2 separate regions of the Homo sapiens genome follow, and region 2 is linked to region 1. A link is an interaction called in ENCODE POLR2A ChIA-PET data of the cell type or tissue named here. Cell type or tissue: GM12878. All regions are shown on one strand. Links, peaks and the distances in the headings refer to the core of each region. The heading gives the core; the rest is flanking DNA.

Region 1 (8,295 bases), core at 1,932-6,931:
TTGGCATAGAAAAGCTGCAGATATTCAAAGTATCCTTGAATATGTGTTTGGAGATAAGTACACACCCATGAGCTCATCCACGCAGTCAATACCATATGCTTTCCCCTCACCTCCAAAGGTTTCCTTTGGTTTTTTTGGTTGTTGTTTTGTTTTGTTTCCTTTTGTGGTGAAAGCACTTAACATAAGATCTACCCTCTTAGCAAATTTTTAAGTGTCCTATCATGGTTGGTTTCACTAAACAGGAAAGGGAAGTTTAGGGTCTGCATTAATATTGTCATTCTTTTTTTTTTTTTTTTTTTAAGACAGAGTCTTGATCCGTCGCCCAGGCTGGAGTACAGTGGTGCGATCTCGGCCCGCTGCAACCTCCGCCTCCCGGGTTCAAGCAATTCTTCTGCCTCAGCTTGCTGAGTAGCTGGGATTACAGGCATGCACAACCACACCTGGCTAATTGTTGTATTTTCAGTAGAGACGAGTTTTGCCATGTTCACCAGGCTGGCCTCGAACTCCTGACTGCAAGTGATCTACCCACCTTGGCTTCCCAAAGTGCTGGGATTATAGGCGTGAGCCCCCACACCTGGCCAATATTGTGATTTTTACACTAAAAATTATCCTAAGAACAATTAAATTTAATTAAAAGAGTAAAGTACAGCGGCCGGGCACGGTGGCTCACCACTGTAATCCCAGCACTTTGGGAGGCCGAGGTGGGTTGATCATGAGGTCAGGAGATAGAGAACATCCTGGCCAACATGGTGAAACCCCGTCTCTTCTAAACATGTAAAAATTAGCGGGGTATGTTGGTGGGTGCCTGTAGTCCCAGCTACTCAGGAGGCTGAGGCAGGAGAATCGCTTGAACCCAAGAGGAAGAGGTTGCAGTGAGCTGAGATCGCGCCACTGCACTCCAGCCTGGGTGACAGAGCGAGACTCCATCTCAAAAAAAAAAAAAAAAGAGTAAAGTACATCATACATTTGGCTCAGGTATCATTAGAATTGTCAAATGGCCCCTCCTTCTCTTCCTTCCAGGCCACGCTGTGTCCCATGTCGGACTCCCTTTTGCATGTGTTGTGCTGTGTGCTACAGTACCAGCCCCTGACGTCCTTTAGTATTCTGGATCAGTGACATCTTCAGATAACCACAATGCAGCAGCACTTTATAAACAATCAATTTTTAATTTGAATTGCTCTCGTTTCAAATGAGAGATCACTTCTCTACTGTCAATAAACAAAGATTCAGGACGTAATTTAACTTACAGCTCTCTGGATCCTTCGTGAAACAAGGAAAAATACAGATGAATATCTGAATCAAGTAACTTCTTTTTTCGAGACGGAGTCTTGTTCTGTCACCCAGGCTGGAGTGCAGTGGTGTGATCTCTGCTCACTGCAACCTCTGCCTCCTGGGTTCAAGTGAGTCTCCTGCCTCAGCCTCCCAAATAGCTGGGATTATAGGTGTGTGCCACCACGCCTGGCTAATTTTTTTATTTTTAGTAGAGATGGGGTTTCACCATGTTGGCCAGGCTGGTTTTGAACTCCTGACCTTAGGTGATCCGCGTGCCTCAGCCTCCCAAAGTGCTGGGATTACAGGTGTGAGCCACTGCGCCCGGTCTTTTTTTTTTTTTTTTTTTTTTTAAGAAGCAGGGTCTTGTTCTGTTGCCCAGGCTGGACTTCAGTGGCCCAATCATGGCTCACTGCAGCCTCAGCCTCCTGGACTCAAGCAGTCCTTTCCTCAACCTCCTGAGTAGCTGGGATCACAGATGTCCACCACCATGCCTGGCTAATTTTTTTTTTTTTTTAATTTTGTCGGGGCTGAGTCTCTCTATGTTGCCTAGGCTGGTCTCAAACTTCTGGGCTCAAACATTCATTCCACCTCAGCCTCCCAAAATGTTAGGATTTCAGGCATGATGCACTGCGTGCAGTCCAAGTAATTTATTTATTTATTTATTTATTTATTTTGAGACAGAATCTCACTGTGTTTCCCAGGATGGAGTGCAGTGTGTGATCTTGGCTCACTGCAACCTCTGCCTCCTGGGCTCAAGCAATTCTCATGGCTCAGCCTCCTGAGTAGCTGGGATTACAGGTGCCCACCACCACACCCGGCTAATTTTTGTATTTTTAGTAAATATGGGGCTTCACCATGTTGGCCAGTCTGGTCTCACACTCCTGACCTCAAGTGATCCACCTGCCTCGGCCTCCCAAAGTGTTGGGATTACAGGCGTGAGCCCCTGCACCCAGCCCCAAGCAATTTCTTGATGACATTAATTGGGTCGTGTTATAATCTAGTGAGGGCCTGGAGGATCCTTGTGGAATATGGAACGTTTCCCCTCACTCTAAATGTCTGGAGGCTTTTCTGGGCTAAGGGTTTGAATGGTAATGACAATTAAGAAAGGAGGTTTACTATGTTTTTGTCTTCATTTGAGATCTATTCTGTACTATCTTTTCTTCTTTTGTTTTACTGGGAATATCTCATGTCCTTGGTAAAACTGTGGTTCCCCTGAATGCTTGGAGTTTCTGACTTGAAGGCTTATTTGGGGAATTGACAAAAGAAATTCCAGAACTATTTTACTTTTTGTGGGCACAAGGCACTTTTAGATGAGACACAGATTATAGGTTTTCTTGCTTACTTGGTAGTGTCCTGCTGGCCTTAAATAAGAGTTAGCATTCGCTACGCTTGCCAGGAGATCCTGACCACGGTCACAGCTCCTGCCTTTATGTTTGTCTTCCAGGAATGCTCATCAAATTTAACAACGCTGTTCAGACGGTCCTGCTTCACCGGCGTGTTTGGAGGAGACGTCAATCCTCCTTTTGATCAGCTCTGCTCTGCTGGGACGACGACACGTGGTGTCCCCGATTGGTTTCCCTTTCTGTGTGTGCAGTCCCCCCTTGCCAACACACCCTTCCTTGGTTACTTCTATCATGGTGCTGTGTAAGTGTCTGAGCAGCCGCCTGGGATGGGGCATTGTTCTCCCGCCCTGGTGGGGCCATACTCTAGTAGGCCCTGCAACGCGGTCACGTTTTTCCCAACCCCTCTCCAGAGGTTCCGTGCCTAAAGGGTTCAATTCTAGATTTCAGTTAGCCAATTTATTTTGCATTATTTGGAAGAATTGGGCCTCATTGAAAAGAAATTGATTGACATTGAAAACAGCTCATGGTGCTTTTCTAGGGGAGGTGAAGGAGTGGTGGCTCATGGGAGATTTTAATGTTCTGTATTTTACAGTTTGGGATTGTTAAAAATTTACATCTATGATTTTTGTAATTAAAAAGTAGGCCGGGAGCGGTGGCTCACGCCTGTAATCCCAGCACTTTGGGAGGCCGAGGCGGGCAGATCATGAGGTCAGGAGATCGAGACCATCCTGGCTAACACAGTGAAACCCTGTCTCTACTAAAAATACAAAAAATTAGCCAGGCGTGGTGGCACGTGCCTGTAGTCCCAGCTACTAGGGAGGCTGAGGCAGGAGAATGGCCTGAACCCGGGCGGCGGAGCTTGAGCTGAGATCGCGCCACTGCACTCCAGCCTGGGCGACAGAGCGAGACTCTGGCCCAAAACAAACAAAACAAAACAAAGTAAAGAGGCTGGGTGCAGTGGGTCACGTCTGTAATCCCAGCACTTTGGGATGCTGAGGCAGGGTGATCACCTGAGGTTGGGAGTTCAAGACGAGCCTGGGTACGTGGTGAAACCCCATCTTTACTAAAAATACAAAAAATTAGCCAGGTGTGGTGGTGGGCACCTGTAATCCCAGCTTACTCGGGAGACTGAGGCACAAGAATTGCTTGAACCTGGGAGGCGGAGGTAGCAGTGAACAAAGATCACGCCACTGCACTCCAGCCTGGGTGACAGAGTGAGACTCCATCTCAGAAAACAAGAGTAAAGAACAACATTAAGGAAGAATTGTGTTTTAGCAGATAACTGAAACTATTCAGCCTTTCTTATTGATTTTCAGTTCCCCCAAACAGGACTCTTCCTTTGAAGTATATGTGGATACTGACGCAAAAGACTTTGCAGACTTTGGTTACAAACAAGGAGATCCCATTATGACTGTAAAGAAGGCATATTTTACTATTCCGCAGGTAATCGTTGCAATATTAGTATGCTAGACCGTTCTCTTTTTTTTTTTTTTTTTTATGAGACGGAGTCTCGCTCTTACCTCCTAGGCTCAAGTGCAGTGCCAGATCTCGGCTCACTGCAACCTCTGCCTCCCGGGTTCAAGTGATTCTCCTGCCTCAGCCTCCCCAGTAGCTGGGACTACAGGTGTGTGCCACCGCACCCAGCCAATTTTTTGTATTTTTAGTACAGACGGGGTTTCACCATGTTGACCTGGATGATCTCGATCTCTTGACCCTGTGATCCTAGTGCCTCAGCCTCCCAAAGTGCTGGGATTACAGGCATGAGCCACCATGCCTGGCCACTAGACCCTTCTTTTATTTTTCCTGTCCTATTGTTAATTTAAGTCATATTTCTCTTTAAAATCTCTTTTTAAGTTACTTACTTTCCTCCTTTCTACCTTTCAGGGACTTAACTGTTTATGTTCTCCAAATTAATAAAATATATAGTCACTCTTAATCACTGTCTTTGCTTAAAACTCAGAGTGAACTTACAAAATAAAACCAAAAGATTTTCTATAAGTTTCCATGGAAGTACCTATCATTCTTTTTCTTTTTTTTTGAGACAGAGTTTCGCTGTTTTTGCCCAGGCTGGAGTGTAATGGCACAATCTCAGCTCACCGCAACCTCTGCCTCCCGGGTTCAAGCGATTCTCCTGCCTCAGCTTTCCCAAGTAGCTGGGATTACAGGCATGCACCACCACGCCCAGCTAATTTTGTATTTTTAGTAGAGACGGGGTTTCTCCATGTTGGTCAGGCTGGTCTCGAATTCCTGACCTCAGGTGATCTGCCTGCCTCAGCCTCCCAAAGTGCTGGGATTACAGGCATGAGTCTTTTTTTTTTTTAAATTAAAAAAATTTGTTTTGGTTTGAGACATAGTCTTGCTCTGTCACCTAGGGTGGAGTGCACTGGCGTGATCTCAACTCCCTGCAGCCCTGACCTCCCACATTCAAGTGATCCTCCTACCTCAGCTTCCCAAGTAGCTGAGACTACAGGCACATGCCACCATTCCTGGCTAATTTTTTGTAGAGGTGGGGTTTTGCCATGTTGCCCAGGCTGGTCTTTTTAACTTCTGGGCTGAAGTGACCTGCCCACTTTGGCCTCCCAATGTGCTGGGATTACAGGCTTGAGCCACCGCGCCCAGCCAAAAATTTTTCTGTAGAGATGGGGGTTTCACTATGTTGCCCAGGCGGGTCTTAAACTCCTGGCCTCGAAATTCTTCTGCCTTGGCCAAAGTGTTGGGATTACAGTGTGAGCCTTGATGCCTGGCTAGCAGTAACTATCATTCTTTGCTTCTTTTTCTTTTTATATTTTTATTTTAGGTTCAGGGCTACATGAGCAGGTTTGTTATATAGGTAAACTTGTGTCATGGGGTTTTGTTGTACAGATTATTTGTCACCCAGGTACTAAGCCAAGTACCCAATAGTTTTTTTCTGATCCTCTCCCTCCTCCTACTCACTACCCTCAAGTAGGGTCCGGTATAAAAAACAATGGTTAGATAAATACATCATTTTATTTACCATTCTAGAATTTTGAAAAATATTTTAAGGCTGTAAGGTTGTATATGGAATCATTTGTATATCTATATATGAATGCACAAGTGAATGAATGACAGGGTCTTGCTCTGTCGCCCAGGCTGGAGTGTAGTGAGTGTAGTCACAGCTCACTGCAGCCTCCATCTCATGGGCTCAAGCAATCCTCCCACCTCAGCCTCCCAAGTAGCTGGGACTATAGGTGCATGCCATTATACCCGGTTAATTTTTTACTTTTTGTAGAGACAGGGTCTTGCTATGTTGCCCAGGTTGGTCTTGAACTCCTGGGCTCAAATGATTCTCCCACTACAGCCTTCCAAAATGATGGGATTACAGGTGTGAGCCACTGCTCCCAACCTGAAATCTTTTTTTAAGTTCAACATTATGAGGAGTGTTATTTGTGGGAAGAAAGCATGGGAGGTGAAAATTTCTCTTTCCTATTCATATGAATCCATTTTTATGGTATTAAACTCTGGTTGTGATGAGGGAGAGAACATGAAGTTAAATATAGTCATGTCTCTGCAAACTAAATAGAACAGGACAAGGGATTTTCTTTGTTTTTATTAGACAATATTTACTGTGACTCCACAACCAGTGGCTTCCAGACCTTGATGGGCAAATCAGTTAGATGTTTTGCTAAAGCGGGTCAACTAGTCGGTGAACTTGCCGTTGCTGAAACCAGACCAGCAATGGGAGCAGGCTGCAGAAAGACCAGTTTTAAGGGATGCTGATCTGTTTTGTATGATTAGGAGAGAGGCCATAAATCTGTTGGCTTTGCCCTTCTCCCTCAGGTGTCCCTGGCTGGGCAGTGTATGCAGAACGCCCCAGTGGCATTTCTTCACAATTTTGATGTTAAATGCGTTACTAATTTGGAACTATACCAAGAACGAGATGGTATTATCAATGCGAAGATAAAGAATGTTGCCTTAGGAGGTATGTTACATTTCTTTGAAAAAAGAACACAGGCCCAAACATGAATATAAAGTATGATCTCATGAGAGTATAAATCATTTCTACTGGTTCAACTTCAAATAATATTTGAACTGCCAATTATTTTCTTTGGAAAAAGTTTAGTTCCGTAAGACAGCATATTGCATATTAATTATTTTGAAATTGAAGTAAAATTCAAATAACATAAATTTAGCCTTTTTGTTTGTTTCTCCGTCACGCAGGTTGGAGTGCAGTGGCGTGATCTCGGCTCACTGTACCCTCTGCCTCCTAAGTTCAAGCGATTCTCCTGCCTCAGCTTCCCGAGTAGCTGGGACTACAGGTGCCTGCCACCATGACTGGCTAATTTTTGTGTTTTTGGTAAAGATGGGGTTTCACTGTGTTGGCCAGGTTGACCTTGAACTCCTGACCTCAGGTGATCCACTCTCCTAGGCCTCCCAAAGTGCTGGGATTACAGGTGTAAGCCATCGCGTCCCACCAGAATTAACCCTTTTAAAGTGTACAATTCATTGACATTAGTACCTTCCACACTGTTGTGCCACCATCACCTCTCTCTAGTTCCAGAACGTTTCATCGCCTCAGAAGGGCATCTGTACCCATTAGCAGTCACTCCCTACCCCTCTTCCCTCAGCTCCTGGCAGCCACCAATCTGCTTTCTGTCTCCGTGGATTGCTTATTCTGGGTGTTCCCTAGAAACAGAATCATACACTATGTGGCCTTTTGTGTCTGGCTTCTTTCACTGAGCATGGTGTTCCATGGTTCATCCGTGTTTGTAGTGTGTGGCAGCACTTCATTCCTTTTTATGGCTGAATCATAGTCCATTGCATGGACAGAGCACATTGTGTTTGTCCATTCCTCAGTTGATGGACATGTGGGTTGTTTTCATCTCTGACTGTTGTGAATAGTGCTGCCATGAACACTCGTGTCCAAGTTTTTGCGTAGATGTGTGTTTTTATTTCTTTTGGGTAGACACCTAGGAGTGGAACTGACAGGTCATGCTAATATGACTTCTTGAGGACCCACCAAATTGTTTTTTTTTTGTTTTTTTGGTTTTTTTTTTGAGAGGGAGTCTTGCTCTGTCACCCAGGCTGGAGTGCAGTGACGTGATCTCGGCTCGCTGCAACCTCCACCTCCCTGGTTCAAGCGATTCCCCTGCCTCAGCCTCCCAAGTAGCTGAGATTACAGGCATGTGCCACCACACCTGGCTAATTTTTTTTTTTTTGAGACCAAGTCTTGCTCTTGTCCGCCAGGCTGGAGTGCGATGGCGCGATCTCGGCTCACGGCAACCTCCACCTCCTGGGTTCAAGCGATTCTCCTGCCTCAGCCTCCCGAGTAGCTGGGATTACAGGCACCCACCACCACGCCCTGCTAATTTTTGTATTTTTAGTAGAGACGAAGTTTAGTAGAGATGGGATTTCACCATGTTGGCCAGGCAGATCTCGAACTCCTGACCTCAGGTGATCCACCCACCTCGGCCTCCCAGAGTGCTGGGATTACGGGCATGAGCCACCACGCCCGGCTAATTTTTTTGTATTTTTAGTAGAGAGGAGGTTTCACCATGTTGGCCAGACTGGTCTCAAACTGACCTCAGGCAATCTGCCTGCCTCGGCCTCCCAAAGTGCTGGGATTATAGGCGTGAGCCCCTGCGCCTGGCCAATTGTTTTCTACAGTGTCTGCACCATTTTGTATTGCCACCAGCAGTGAACTGCATATTTGTTTTTATGT
Region 2 (6,648 bases), core at 1-5,000, 470 kb before region 1:
GTGGCTCATGCTTGTAATCTCAGCATTTGGGGAGGCCAAGGCAAGAGGATCACTTGAAGCCAGGAGTTTGAGACCAGCCTGGGCAACATAATGAGACCCTGTCTCTACAAAAATATATTTTAAAAAAATTTCTTTGGGCCAGGAACAGTGGCTCACGTCTATAATCCCGGCACTTTGGGAGGCTGAGGTGGTTGGATCACTTGAGGTCTGGCCAGCCTAACCAACATGGCGAGACCCCATCTCTACTAAAAATACAAAAATAAGCCAGGCGTGGTGGCACGCGCCTATAGTCCCAGCTAATCGAGAGGCCGAGGCAGGAGAATCGCTTGAACCCAGGAGACAGAGATTGCAGTGAGCTGAGATTATGTCACTGCAACCCAGCCTGGGCAACAGAGCAAGACTCCATGTCAAAAAAATAAATAAATAAATAAATAAATAAATAAAAGAAATGTTTAAAATCTTAATTATCTGAAACTCAAATTTAAATAATTTTTTAAAAAACCTTACTCAATATCTATAATCTTTTAATTAAAGTAGCTGCTAGCTTAGCAAAAGGGCCATACAGAATTTCAACATTTAATCTCTCACAATTTGGATTATAATTCAGAACTGTTCAAATTTCAACCTTTTTTTTTTTTAGACGGAATCTCGCTCTTTTGCCAGGCCGGAGTGCAATGGCGTGATCTTGGCTCACTGCAACCTCTGTCTCCCCAGTTCAAGTGATTCTCCTGCCTCAGCCTCCCGAGTAGCTGGGACTACAGGCGCATGCTACCACACCCGGCTAAGTTTTGTATTTTTAGTTAGAGACGGGGTTTCACCATGTTGACCAGGATGGTCTCGATCTCTTGACCTCGTGATCTGCCCACCCCGGCCTCCCAAAGTGCTGGGATTACAAGCATGAGCCACTTGGCCCAGCCTCAACTTTAAGATTACAGTATTACTTCTTACAATTTAATAATAATATAAATTATTTGAAAGTTTATTTTAAACAATTAAATGGATTACTCTCTGGCTAAATGTAAACATTTGCAGTACAAAGAGAAATAGGACCTCTGCAAATGATTCATTTTCATAATATTTTATCCTTTATTAGCTTTGATTTCTAGCCTACTAAAGAAGAAACACTTACAGCAAATCATTATTTCTAATCCTCTGAAACACCAAAAGAAAGATGCATAAATGGGCCGAGCGTGGTGGCTCATGCCTATAATCCCTGCACTTTGGGAGGCCAAGGTGGGTGGATCACCTGAGGTCAGGAGTTCGAGAGCAGCCTGGCCAACATGGTGAAACCCTGTCTCTACTAAAAATACAAAAAATTAGCCGGGCGTGGTGGCGGGTGCCTGTAGTCCCAGCTACTTGGGAAGCTGAGGCAGGAGAATGGCGTGAACCCGGGAGGCGGAGCTTGCAGTGAGCCAAGATTGTGCCACTGCACTCCAGCCTGGGTGACAGAGCGAGACTCCATCTCAAAAAAAAAAAAAAAAATTGGCCAGGCATGGTGGCACACGACTGTACCACCATGTACCACCTGTACCACCACAGGTGCTTGGGAGGATGAGACAGGAGAATCGCTTGAACCTGGGAGGCAGAAGTTGAAGTGAGCCGAGATCACGTCATTGCACTCCAGTCTGGGCCATAAGAGCGAAACTCCGTCTCAAAAAAACAACAACAAAAAAAATGTATAAATGAACAAATTAACAATACAAAAGAAAGGGCACAAGAGTTTTGTTCATGAGCGTGTACTAAACCCACATAATCATCAGTACTGGAGCCCGCAGGGAAAGTGACTAGTCACCTACTTTCTCAATTGGTGTCTTCTTACTTTGCTCATTTCCTTGTTTAGATCTTGAACCTCCATCTTCTACATGTGCTCTCTTTGGTTGGTTCTGCTTCAGTTTTTGTGCCCATGATGTTATAGCATTACTATTTAAGAAGAGAAAACCAAAATTACTTTTTTTTTTTGTTTTGAGACAGAGTCTTGCTGTGTCGCCCAGGCTGGAGTACGGTGGCGCAATCTCAGTTCACTGCAACCTCCATCTCCTAGGTTCAAGCAATTCTCGTGCCTCAGTCTCCTGAATAGCTGGGATTACAGACGCACTACCTCGCCCAGCTAATTTTTGTATTTTTACTAGAGATGGGGTTTCACCATGTTGGCCAGACTGGTCTCAAACTCCTGACCTCTGCCCACCTCAGCCTCCCAAAGTGCTGGGATTACAGGCATGAGCCACCACACTGGGTTCCAAAATTATTTCTTTAGATACTGTACTTCACATATAAAGCTAACCACCAGTTGCTTTCAGTTGTTGTGTGTGTGGTTTTTGTTTGTTTGTTTGTTTGTTTTTTAGAGACCCTCTCTGTCACCCAGGCTAGAATGCAGCGGCAGTGGTGCAATGACAGCTCACTGCAGTCTGACCTTCCTCAGCTCAGGTGATCCTCCCACCTCAGCCTCCCTAGTAGATGGGACCACAGGTGGCCACCACCACACCCAGCTAATTTTTCTATTTTTTTTGTAGAGCCAGGGTCTTGCCATGTTGCTCAGGCTGATCTCGAACTCCTGGGCTCAAGTGATCCACCTGTCTCAGCCTCTCAAAATGCTGGGATTACAAGTGTGAGCCACTGCGCCCAGCCAGTTGTTTTTTCTACTAGCGGTAAGACAATGAATTTTTATTAATTCACCTACATTACTTTTTTCAATTTCTTATTATCAAAGGCAAAGTAAACAAAAAGACTAACAGTGACAGGCCTGGCGCAGTGGCTCACGCCTGTAATCCCAGCACTTTGGGAGGCTGAGGCGGGTGGATCACAAGGTCAGGAGATCGAGACCATCCTGGCTAACATGGTGAAACCCCGTCTCTACTAAAAGCTACTCAGGAGGCTGAGGCAGGAGAATGGCGTGAACCCGGGAGGCAGAGCTTGCAGTGAGCCGAGATTGCGCCACTGCACTCCAGCCTGGGCAACAGAGCGAGACTCTGTCTCAAAAAAAAAAAAAAAAAAAAGACTAACAGTGACTAATAATACAAAAAGTCTGTAGCCATAGACTAGAACAAAAACCACCACATTTGCCCTTCCAAGTGCTAAATGTATCTCTACAATGAGAGTGTATTTGTTGGCATAAATCAATCATTATACTTGAACATACATAAGATTTGTGTTGCTTTAGATGACACAATTCAGGGACATGAAACTAAAAACTTGGGATAAATTATGAAATTTTTAAGGATTACTTGTTTTACAAACATTCAGTCACAGTTTAATAAAAAGCCTCCTTTGTCATGAAATGTCACTAAATTTATAAAAATTCTTCTTATACATAAAAAACATTCAGGCTGGGTGCAGTGGTTCACGCCTGTAATCCCAGCACTTCGGGAGGCCAAGGTGGGCATATGTTGTAAGACTACTAAACTCTCAGGAGTTCAAGACCAGCCTGGCCAACACGGCGAAACCCCGTCTCTACTAAAAATACAAAAATTAGCCGGACGTGGCGGTACATGCCTGTAGTCCCAGCTACTCAGGAGGCTGAGGCAGGAGAATCATATGAACCTGGGAGGTAGAGGTTGCAGTGAGCTGCGATCGCACCACTGCACTCCAGCCTGAGTGACAGAGCGAGACTCCATCTCAAAAAATAAATAAAAACAGAACAAAAGAAACAAACAAAAACATTCAGCAACATACAGACTAGAAAAAAGAAAATAAAAAACATAAAATTGGGGCCAGGCACGGTGGCTCACACCATAATCCCAGCACTTTGGGAGGCTGAGGTGGGCACGTCACCTGAGGTCAGGAGAGAGACCAGCCTGGCCAACACAGCGGAACTCTGTCTCTACTGAAAATACAAAAATTAGCCGGGTGTGGTGGCCCACACCTGTAGTCCCAGCTACTCAGGAGACTTAAGGCAGGAGTATCACTTGAACCAGGGAGGCAAAGGTTGCAGTGAGCTGAGATTGCGCCACTGCACTCCAGCCTGGGAGACAAGAGCAAGACTCCATATCAAAAAAAACAAAACATAAAATTGGGTAACCCTGTATATAATTTTTGGTTTCAGCTGGACATGGTAACATAGCACGCGCTCATAGTCCTAGCTACTCAGGAGGATCACTTGAGCCCAGGAATTTTAGGCTACAGTGAGCTATGATTGCACCACGGCACACCAGCTTGGGCAACAAAGCAAGACCCCCACCTTTAAGAAAAAAAAATTGTGGCTGGGCGAGGTGGCTCACACCTGTAATCCCAGCACTTTGGGAGGCAGAGGCGGGCAGATCACAAGGTCAGGAGATCGAGACCATCCTGGCTAACACAGTGTAACCCCGTCTCTACTAAAAATACAAAAAATTAGCCTGGCGTGGTGGCGGGTGCCTGTAGTCCCAGCTACTCAGGAGACTGAGGCAGAAGAATGGCGTGAACCCGGGAGGCGGAGCTTGCAGTGAGCCGAGATTGCGCCACTGCACTCCAGCCTGGGTGACAGAGCGAGACTCCGTCTCAAAAAACGAAAAAAAATTGTTCAAATTACATGAACATGTATGACAAACTTCCACTATTGATACAGTCCTGTCTGCTAAAAATATCTTTTCTATTTTCTGGCAAAGCTTCCGACCTTAAGAGTTTAGTAGTCTTATAACATTACAGATGGGAAGAAAGTCAGTGTCATTAGAATATAGTGTGCTTTGTTTATTTCAATTTTCTACAGGCAATGAACTGATAAATGTTCAAATACATCTCATTCTATTATAGTGCATTAAAAGGAACACTAGATTCTAAATGTAATAAACTCCCTTCAAATGATAGAAATTCTACTTACCTATTTGTTTTCCCACTGTATACTTCAGAAACCTTATTTTCACCAAGAAAATTATGTTCAAATTCACCAGGAGAAATGGATACATCTTCCTTTAAAGACACATGACACTCTTCAGGAGTCTGTATATAAAAATTCTCATTTTTCACACCATCTACAAGTGACTCAGCCGGCACCGCAGGTGCTACATACTGTCCTTTGGGAACATCTATGTGCTCCATGAACTCCTTAGGGTCTTTAGATTTGTACAGATTTAATTCTGAGATACAAAAGGTGCCATATCCACTGCTTACTGAGCAACTATCCACATTGCAGTCTGGTTGTGACGTGGACATTTCTTGCTGTATTTCAGGTTCTGTGGATTCAGGATAATGGATAACAGATTCATTTCTCTCACTGCTTAGAGAAAAAAAACCCATTTGACTTTCCGAAGATACTTGTTTGTTTGAAGAATTTCCTTCACAGGAAGCTAAGGAAGCACTACTAGTCTGTAATTTGACTAAATTTTTTATCTCCTCCTGTATATGCTGGAAATAAAAAGTTATAGATTTGGGTAAGAAAGTATATTAAACATCATATTTTTATGACTGTTACAAGAATATCATGTTTCAAAATATGATGAGATATTATTCTAAAGATAATGTGATACTTTATCTTTAGTTTATAAACAAAATTGAGGCTGGTGGCCAGGCACAGTGGCTCACGCCTGTAATCCCAGCACTTTGGGAGGCCGAGGTGGGCAGATCACAAGGTCAGGAGCTCAAGACCAGCTTGGCCAACACGGTGAAACTCTGACTCTACTAAAAATTAGCCAGACACGGTGGTGCGCATCTGTAATTCCAGCTACTCAGGAGTCTGAGGCAGGAGAATTTCTTGAACCCAGGAGGCAGAGGTTGCAGTCAGCTAAAATCATGTCACTGCACGCCAGCCTGGGTGACAGAGTGAGACCTTGTCTCAAAAAAAAAAAAAAAAATTGATATAACGTATTGTTTTTTCTTACAAATATAAAAAAGGATGCTGGGTGTGGTGGCTCACGCCTGTAATCCCAGCACTTTGGGAGGCCAAGGCGGGCAGATCAAGAGGTCAGGAGTCCCAGACCAGCCTGGCCAACATGGTTGGTACTAAAAATACAAAAATTAGCCAGGTATGGTGGCACACACCTGTATTCCCAGCTACTCAGGAGGCTGGAGCAGGAGAATTGCTTGAACCTGGGAGGCGGAGTTTGCAGTGAGCCAAGACCGTGCCATTGCACTCCAGCCTGGGCAACAGAGTGAGACTCCATCTCAAAAAAAAATAAATGAAAATAAAAGTAAAAAAGGGCTGGGCAGGAGGCCGAGGTGGGTGGATCACCTGAGGTCAGGAGTTTGAGACCAGCCTAGTGAACATGGCAAAACCCGTCTCTACTAAAAATACCAAAATTAGCTGGGCGTGTTGGCAGGTGCCTGTAATCTCAGCTACTCGGGAGGCTGAGGTAGAAGAATGGCTTGAACCCAGGAGGCAGAGGTTGTAGTGAGCTGAGATCAAGCCACTGCACTCCAACCTGGGCAACAAGAGTGAGACTCCATTTCTATATATGTGTGTGTGTATATATATATGTGTGTGTGTGTGTGTGTATATGTACGTATGTATATGTATATAAAAAAAGGAATCAATGTAAATGGTAACTTACTTGAATTTGGTTGTGGAACTGCTCCTGCTGGGCAACTATCTGTTCTTGGCATTGTTTTTCCACCAAATTGAATAGCTGTAACCACCTGGTCTATTAAATTATAAAATATTTTAGTTAAAAATAATTTTTTGACTTAACATTTCACAGAACAATTCCTCCAGTGTAAAAGAGCCCTTTTTAGGTCATGATC

The links. ChIA-PET counts read pairs that join two places held together with the same protein. Peaks named below come from ENCODE experiments on the same cell type or tissue, not always from the same donor. Only the 100,000 strongest peaks of a DNase experiment are listed, where the experiment ranks them.
Region 2: POLR2A ChIA-PET joins it to region 1 with 5 read pairs; 2 of 35 experiments call an interaction of 5 or more read pairs at or near these places.

The regions. Positions count from the first base shown.
Region 1 is chr12:123,684,120-123,692,414 of GRCh38, forward strand. It overlaps TCTN2 (tectonic family member 2), which reads left to right. Exons shown (of 18, transcript NM_024809.5): 6 at 2,717-2,916; 7 at 3,932-4,058; 8 at 6,414-6,555. Among named protein-coding and RNA genes, the nearest start is that of TCTN2, 17 kb to the left of the region's middle. In GM12878, for the core only: no CTCF peak of the experiment used is centred there; a DNase peak (open chromatin) is centred at 4,002; H3K27ac peaks cover 495 bases.
Region 2 is chr12:123,216,580-123,223,227 of GRCh38, forward strand. MPHOSPH9 (M-phase phosphoprotein 9) reads right to left here. Exons shown (of 24, transcript NM_022782.4): 4 at 6,459-6,548; 5 at 4,793-5,316; 6 at 1,797-1,920. Among named protein-coding and RNA genes, the nearest start is that of MPHOSPH9, 13 kb to the right of the region's middle. In GM12878, for the core only: no CTCF peak of the experiment used is centred there; no DNase peak of the experiment used is centred there.